Regions from separate parts of the Mus musculus genome. Here region 2 is linked to region 1. Evidence: chromatin contacts called from ENCODE Hi-C data. All regions are on one chromosome and are shown on one strand. Each heading gives the region's core, a stretch centred on a gene start or an enhancer-like site at or near the end of the contact. The rest is flanking DNA. Distances are from core to core; before and after follow the strand shown.

Region 1 (4,228 bases), core at 455-2,954:
CATATTTCTGTTAACAGACTAACCTCTAAAACTATAAGCCAACCTCAATTAAATGTTTCCTTTCTAAGAATTGCCAGAGTCATGGTGTCTTTTCACTGCGATAAAGCCCTAAGACACCCACCAACAATTACCAGTGGAAGCCGGGTATTATAACTCATGCCTATAATTCCAGTACTTAGGAGACTGTCACAAGTTCAAAGCTAGCTTGAGCTACATTGTGATGCACTAGACCCCTTTCAGCCCAGTATAAAGAGCAGAGATAGTCGAAGTGATCAGACCAGATGTGATGCCTAGCAAAGACACTAAAACCTGTCACACTATCTCCAAGTTTATACCATGTGCTCTAGGGTTCCAGTTTCCTAGAGTCATCAATCCATGCTGGGGTGGGTTTTGTTGACACGGCTATCTAATGTTCCCTCACTCATACTCCTGTAAGTAACCCCAGTAAAGCTCACTGGCTTACCAAGTTGTACTTTGGTCTGTCCTCTCTTCCCTATCTGGGACTCCTAGATGCTTGTTCATGTCTCCACAGAATTACTGTCTACACAACACCATTTCCCTTCTTCCACAGTCGGTTTCCCGTGCAGCAGCCGGCAACAAGGAGCCTGAGGAGAATAAGTTGGCTTGCCAGCCTTCTCCACACCCAAATTTCCCATTGTCATTTCTACATATAAAGTACACATTCTGCTTTTCAGAGAATTATTCTGGGTCTGACACCTTCACCTCACTGATCCTTATTCTAAGGAGAAAGATCTTTCTGCACATGCCTAAGTAATTCAGTCTCCCCTTCAGGCACAGGCACATACTGGCACACACCGTGGGAGAAGCAACCTTCTACACTTCTGTTCACACTTGCCAAGAATTTCATACAACTCACAGCCTACACATCTCTGGGTTATGTACCTAACCTGTTCAAGACTGCAAGGCACCAGGCTACTAGGGCACACTGAGATAATAGACCAAGGACACCACTAACCTAAAACCTGTTGGTAGCATGAGGGTAATGGCAGGATCCACTTACCAGGCCAAGCTCCATAACTGGTTCTGAAGTCAGGGGAACCTGAAAAAAGGAGGAGGCTCTTAGAATCTAGCAGCCATAGGCGGTCTTCACAGGCTTCAGTCACACAGTGACCCTGATCACCGTGGGGTCAGAAGGCCTGGGATTACTACAAATCTGTCTATGCAGTGGTCCACAATTCTGAATCTCACCTGAGAGCTGTCACACCGGTGGCACAACTCTCTCCTGCCCCTCATATCTCCTCCTGTTTGTCCTTGCTCTGAGTAACTTCAGGAAAATTTAGAATCCTATTCCCGAATAGGATCTCTGTTCACAATTCTCACTGGCTCCCGGTGTCTGAAGAATTAAACTCAAATTCCTCAGGTGCAAATCGACCTCACAACTGCTTCTACAAACACTTGGCTACTAGGACTCAAAATCTTCCCTGCCTAGCAGCCCTTTCAGGAGGCATCCCTCTGCAACACTCACAAACCCCTGCACACAGCTGTTCTGCTGCCAGGAGCACCAACTAGGAACTTCAGGGTCATGATGGGGCCTCTTCCGGGGCTCTAGCGCTCGGGTGACAGCGCAAGACGCAGCACTTACCTGGGCTATGTTCCTGTGCATGGCCACAGCCATTGGATTCTGTAGAGGAAGCAAGGACCAGGTCGCCGAGGTCTCTTCCCTAGGCCTGGCTCGGGGCATGTGGGCGGAGTCGCTGGGCCTCAGCAGGGCCTCTGTAACACAGAGCAGCTCTTTGCGCTCTGCCATAAGAACTGCCCACCTCGCCGAGCTTCCAGTTAGGTAAACAAACCTCAGAAACGCCTAAACGACCACCAAAAAGACCACGCTGGAAATCTAGCTCCAGACACGAACCGCGCACTAGTCCACAAACACACACCCCAAAAAATAATAATACAAATAAATGCCGAATTTCCACGGGCTCAACTCCACCCCCATCGTCTCGCGTATTGCATCCCGGGAAATGTAGTTTCCGTCGCTCCCCAGGCAGGTACCCTGCCCCCAAGCCTGACCCCTATGAACTTAGTTTAAAAGAAAACAGGCATGCTTATATGAGTTTGTGACTACAGCTTTCTGGCGAGGAAAGATACTTAAATAAAACTGTTTCAGTATTCCTGGGATCTGTTGTATGGCTGATAGCCACTGTGATGATGTCTTATTTCAGACACCATGAAGTTCTTTGTGCATCAAGAGGCTATAAAGAAACAAATTCAAATGAACATATTCCGTATAGTAGTTTAGGCACTATATGTGTGCTTGTGTATCTGTATATTTATGTATACACTCAGGGACTCCATGATGCAGTTCTCAAGAGGTCATCCCATCCATGATGGATGAGACTTTATGGTATTTCAGATATTCGTGTCACCCATGTGCCTTTAAGAACCCCTCACCAGTGCTCACACACAAATGCTCTCTCTCTCTCTCTCTCTCTCTCTCTCTCTCTCTCTCTGTGTGTGTGTGTGTGTGTGTGTGTGTGTGTGTACATCATACATACATACCTATACCCATGCCTGTACCCGTACTTGTACACATACACATATGTGTGCAAAAACTGTTGGCTTGGCTATAATATGCATTTTTATTGCTGTTCAAACGCTTTCATTCAAAATCATTGATAACTAAATTTTTAACTCCCTGTATACTCAGTTAATGACAAGACAAAAACAATGTTAATTGGGTACATTGTATGGAAGATAAGGAACAATGTTTTGACTACCGTAGATCAGAAGCTAAAGGGACATCTTTGCCTCTTGTTCCCACAGACAGCTGCTTTCCTACCTATTTTCTAGTGATTGTGCCTAATGCGCAGATCCAATTTTATATTTTTCATTTAGTATGTCTTGTTCAACTTCCAAAGAAGCAGTTGCCTTAAGAATTTATAAATTCACTATGTCTTCCAGTTGCCCCAAATATATATTTGTCAAGAAACTGCTGAATGAAATTTTTTAAAAATTTAAAAATGCCTTGCTCCTAGATATGGTGGAGGAGGTTTGTTGTACACATGAGGAGAGCATTGCCAGACAGAGTCCAGAGTGAACATGACCCTGAGATAGGCAGTGCTAGGAGAGAGGGTAGGGGAGAGGAGAGATAGGAGAGACAAGAGTAGAAAAACAGATCAAGTAACCAAAATGGCTGGATTATATAGTGAAGGGCAGCTGGAGGGAGGGCAGCCCACTTCCTGAACTGGAAAGTCATACCCTGCAACAGGTAGGGACTAAAGGAGAACCGGGTAGCCAACTCCACTTTGATTATGTTAAATAGGTACCTCAGTTAGCTCTTTGTTCCAGGTTTGAGGCCCAACATCTGGAATTTAAGCTAGATAGATGGGTCATCAGTTAAGAGTACTGGCTGCTCGTGCAGAATAACCAGGTTCAATTCCAAGTAGCTATATGGTGGCTCACAACTTTCTGTAACTTCACGTCCAGAGGATCTGATCCCCTCTTCTGACCTCTGCAGGAACCAGTCCTACAAACAATCCACGGATACACATATAGGCAAAATACCCATACCCGTTAGATTAAGTTTTAAAAAATGGAATTCATCACCAGATGTGGCCTAGTTTATATCCCTGATGAAATGACTCATTAGTCCATACATATACAATTTAATTCCTGGTTTTCAAAAGATACAATGTAATAATTATTTAAAATATTTGTCTTTGGGTCTGAAAAGATAACCCAGTGGTTAAGGGCATTTGTTGTTCTTGTAGAGGGCAGGATTCATTTTTCAGCACCCGATCTTTAGCTGATGTTCCAGGGAACTTAACAATTTCTGGTCTTCACAGGCACCTGAAAATACATGGTACACATACATACATGCAGGCAAACACCCTCTCACAAAGCTTAGGAAGAAAACTTTTAAGACACCTGAGACTTTAGTCCTCTGAGAGTTTGGTTCAACATTTTAGAACCCAAACTTCCAGGACATCTTGAGTCCAACAGAAGTATCTATAAGACCTAAAGCCTATTTGTTTACACAGACAGCTGTGTTCATTTAAAGAACTATGTCTCAACAGTCATCTGAAGGATGGACTCAGAGATAACAAAACAGACATTCCACCTCTTCCACCACTGACAAAGGCCTTTTGCTAAGTTTCACTCACATTTCCAGTCCCCTCAACTGAGATCTGAGATCGTATCATCCTTTCCAGAATATGATTCAACACTGAGGGACACCCAAGGTGTTAACCTGAAACACACACACACA
Region 2 (4,228 bases), core at 1,057-3,556, 56 kb after region 1:
TTTATAATAGCCAGAAGCTGGAAAGAACCCAGATGTCCCTAAACAGAGGAATGGATACAGAAAATGTGGTACAGTTACACAATGGAGTACTACTCAGCTATTAAAAACAATGAATTTATGAAATTCTTGGGCAAATGGATGTATCTGGAGGATATCATCGTGAGTGAGGTAACCCAATCACAAAAGAAGTCACTTGATATGCACTCAGTGATAAGTGGATATTAGCCCAGAAACCTAGAATACCCAAGATACAACTTCCAAAACACAATAAATTCAAGAAGGAAGACCAACTTGTGAATACATCATTCCTCCCTAGAATAGGGAATAAAATATCCATGGAAGGAGTTGCAAAGACAAAGTTTGAAGCTAAAATGAAAGGATGGACCATACAGAGACTGCCCCACCCGGGAATCCATCCCATAATCAGCCACCAAATGCAGACACTATTGCATATGCCAGCAAGATTTTGCTGAAAGGACCCTGATATAGCTCTCTCCTGTGAGGCTTTACCAGTGCCTGGCAAATACAGAAGTGGATACTCACAGTCATCTATAGGATGGAACACAGGGCCCCCAATGGAGGAGCTAGAGAAAGTACCCAAGATCTGAAGGGGTCTGCAACCCTATAGGTGGAACAACAATATGAAGTAATCAGTACCCTCAGAACTCATTCTCTAGCTGCATATGTAGCAGAAGATGGCCTAGTTGGCTATCATTGGGAAGAGAGGCCCCTTGGTCTAGCAAACTTTATATGCCCCAGTACAGGGAAAGCCAGGGCCAAGAAGTGGGAGTGAGTGGGTAGGGGAGCAGGACGGGGGTAGGGTATAGGGGACTTTTTTGATAGCATTTGAAATGTAAATGAAGAAAATATCTAATAATAAATAATATCTTTTTTTCTCAATCTCTACTGATTGAAAGTTTTGCTGGGTATAGTATAATAGAGCTGGCATTGGTAGTCTCTTACTCTTTAGATTTTCATATCAGGTCTCTACATGTCCTTCACTGGCTTCCTCTTGTTACCTGAATAAAATTCAAACCATAGTTCACAACTTAGAGAACAATGGGACTTGCCTCAGTTTCCTCAAACCACCTTAATGCACCACCCCCTGATGCTGCCTCTGTACCCTGAAGCTCATCTCATTTCACTCCTACTCCTAGACTCCAATCTCCTCTAACAGGAAAAGGCCAATTTGGCTTTGAGGCCTTAACACTTGCTGTTCTCTATGCTTAAAGATGTCTTCCTCATACAGTCACTAGGTGGTTTCTTTTCTTTCAGATCTGAACACAATATCACTTTTGGATACCAGCCACCTCTGAGTGCCTCTCCCCAAAATCTCAATCCAAACACCCTGTTTTGTTTTCTTTATACTAATACTACCTAAAGATCTTTGACTTTGTTATTTTAAGTCTGTGCAGAAAATCTCTCTGTTCTTGTAACTGTATGGAAGAAAGAAATTTGCAGTTTCTTAGGGTTTAGTAATGATACATGTATTTGCTCAAGAAATACTAGCAAAGAAGTGTCTCAAACTGCAAGTTACTATGCCTTTTGCAACTGACGTTTCTTAAGACCAAGAGACAAAAGGAAAGGGGAAAAGTTAGTTCAAAGCTATCACTTTACATTTTCAGGGACTGATAATAAAGAACCTTTATTGTCTTTTAAAGATGGTAAATTTTATGAAATTCAATCACTTAATGCCAGTTTCAAAAAATTCAGTATGTCAGTATAAAACAGGATATGAATTTACGTTCCAAAATAAGACTTGATGGCTCTGTTCAAGTTTGAACTCTCATGTCATATTTGATCTAAAGGCATCAGGAAACAAAAATGAAGATAAAGATTATGGTTTGTATATTTTTGTCACCTCCAAAACTCATGCATTGAAATTTAATCTCCAACAATCATATGCAAGGGGCCAGTCAGAATTATGTTCTTCGTCTAAAAATAAAATAAAGGTATAATAACAACCACGTTCTCAATTTTGTCAAGGTTGAGGGAAGTGCTTCCTAGAGATCACTCACCCTCATCAAGCTCCGACTTTAAAGTAGCTACCTTGCTTGAGCTGCAATTTTACTGAGACTCAAACTGAGGTCCTGGCCTACCAAACTATCCTGCTGTCATCACCTGGGGAGTGATGGCAAATGAGAGAACCACCGCCCTTCTAGGCCTCGGAAACAAGCGGAACCTAAGAGTCTGGGTGCTTCAAGAGCGGTACTTGGGAAGAATAGGCTCTGAAAATGGCCTTGGCCGACTTCCGGTAGCAGCGAGAAGCGCGTCTCTTTGAAACTACAACTCCCAATAGTCCTCGCGGTGTGTCCTGGTCGACTCTGGGGGGTGCGGCCGCCATTGTCCGCGGCCAAAGTAAGGCCTTATTCCGGACCGAAGGGCTACCGATGTCGTTGTCACGGAGAGCCTGGCAGGTCGTTGGAACGGCCACGGAGAAGCGGCGCCTGCGGCCAGGGCTGGCTCAGTGCCGGGGTGCAACGGGTGCCTTCTCTTCTCTCGCCGACTCGGTGCCCCCATTGCCCTCGACCCTCCAGGTCCCGGGTCTGGGTGCGCTGTTTCTACAGACTGGGAAAGGCCGGCCCTAGTGGGCCGAGTCGGCCAGGCCTGGGACGTTGTCTCGGTGCAGGACAGAAGCCAGACGCTCGGTGCAGCAGCCCCGAGCCAGCTCAGCCGCAGTGCAATCAGGGCCAGTGGCCGCGAGCCAGGTAAGGCGGGAAGCTTGCTGAAACCAGCGCCTGGAGCGACCTGGTTGCGGAGGCCCTGAAGGAGAGCCAGGCTCTTAACCGGTCCCTTCCAAGCAAAGATCTGTAAAGGGCGTCAAACCTGACTTGGGAAAGGCTCAGGTTCTTTTAAATTTGAAGTGACAAGAGGGTGTGTGTGTGCTGTCCCGTTAGGGTGTGCGTGCATGGTTCTTGCAACTTGCTTGCCTTGAGTTATGGGGGGGGGGGGGGGGGGTGTAGGATTCTTACAACTTGCTTGCCTTGAGCTTTGTTTGACTCAAATCCTAGGGTATCTGAGTCTCTCTCTGTAAGTGTGCCAGTGCTTAGTACCAAACTCAGTACCAAGCGGTTGCGGACCTCACACAAAGACCCGGAATCCATGCATTTGTGGGGTCTGACTCTAGACTTTTTTTTTTTTTTTTTTTTTTTTTTTTGTCTCTGACGCGACTACGGGAGGGGAGAGGGGATCGATGGGCTTGAGTCTGGAAGATCTTGCAGGTGGTGATGGCTGTTGTTTGGCTTTAACCTTTGCAGACGATCACACTTTATCCCAAAGTGTGTCTGTGTCAGTGATAACTATGTGGTTAGTATTAGGTATCTTCTTCAGTGGCTCTCTATCTTGGCTTTGAGACAGGGTCTCTTTCTGAACCAGGAAGCTTCTAATTCCACTCTATTGACTTGTCAGAAATTCCCAGGGATTCTCCTGTCTGCCTCCCCATTGCTGGTATTACTTGTGCTCCACTTACTGCACAATGTGTGTGTGTGTGTTTGTGTGTGTGTGCGCGCGCGGTTTTTTTGTTTGTTTGTTTTTATCATGCTTCTTAGGGGTCTTGTTAACTTTGTGGATGTGTTCTCTTTGTTTTTGTTCTCGCTGGACTTTTTGTGAGACTGGACCAATTTTGCCTTTTTTTTTTTTTTTTTTTTTCTTCGCTTTGTCTCTAGGCTGATACTTGCAGTGCTCCTGGGCAGGACCCTGGCTGGTTAATCCTCAGGAATGGCTGCCATCAACCCATGGCCCTCCTGGGGTGAGTCCAAATCTTGCTTTTTTTTTTTTTTTTTTTTTTTTCCTCTGCACCTTTCCCTACAGGAGGCTTACTGTAGGTCAGGGCTGAGAAAGGGCTGCCAGCTTTGGGAGATAATAGACAGTCTAGCTGTCTTGGTACAAAATTAGAACAGGGTAGTCGTTAAGAGGAAATGTATTCGTAAACAACAAGGTAAGTTTTGTATATTTGATAGTCAGCTTCTAAAACGGACCTCTATAAGATATTCTAGTAACTCATAGAACTCTTTTGAAGACAATATATACAGTCAAAATGTTTTTAGTTCTCTTGTGTTTTTCACCGTTAATACTGTATTTCACTTATTAATATTAATCTGTATTTTTAAAACAATGTTAATAATGATATGTGATAGTTTTATCTTTGTTTTCATCACCATAGACATCAAGGCAGTATCCTACTTAAAATTAAGAATTAGGTGGTGATACATCTTATCAGAAACGTATT

The links. Hi-C counts contacts between places; a loop is a spot of excess contacts on that map.
Region 2: a map of gastrocnemius shows a loop between it and region 1 (11-fold over the local background). The contact joins the promoter of Zfp606 here to the promoter of Zfp551 in region 1. A Hi-C loop is called at or near these places in 15 of 37 maps with a recorded cell type or tissue (T-helper 1 cell, adrenal gland, gastrocnemius and 3 more).

The regions. Positions count from the first base shown.
Region 1 is chr7:12,420,787-12,425,014 of GRCm38, forward strand. Zfp551 (zinc fingr protein 551) reads right to left here and starts at 1,705. Exons shown (of 4, transcript NM_001033820.3): 1 at 1,604-1,705; 2 at 1,022-1,060. The coding sequence starts at 1,702.
Region 2 is chr7:12,475,999-12,480,226 of GRCm38, forward strand. Zfp606 (zinc finger protein 606) reads left to right here and starts at 2,307. Exons shown (of 7, transcript NM_026112.4): 1 at 2,307-2,708; 2 at 3,666-3,748. The coding sequence starts at 3,718.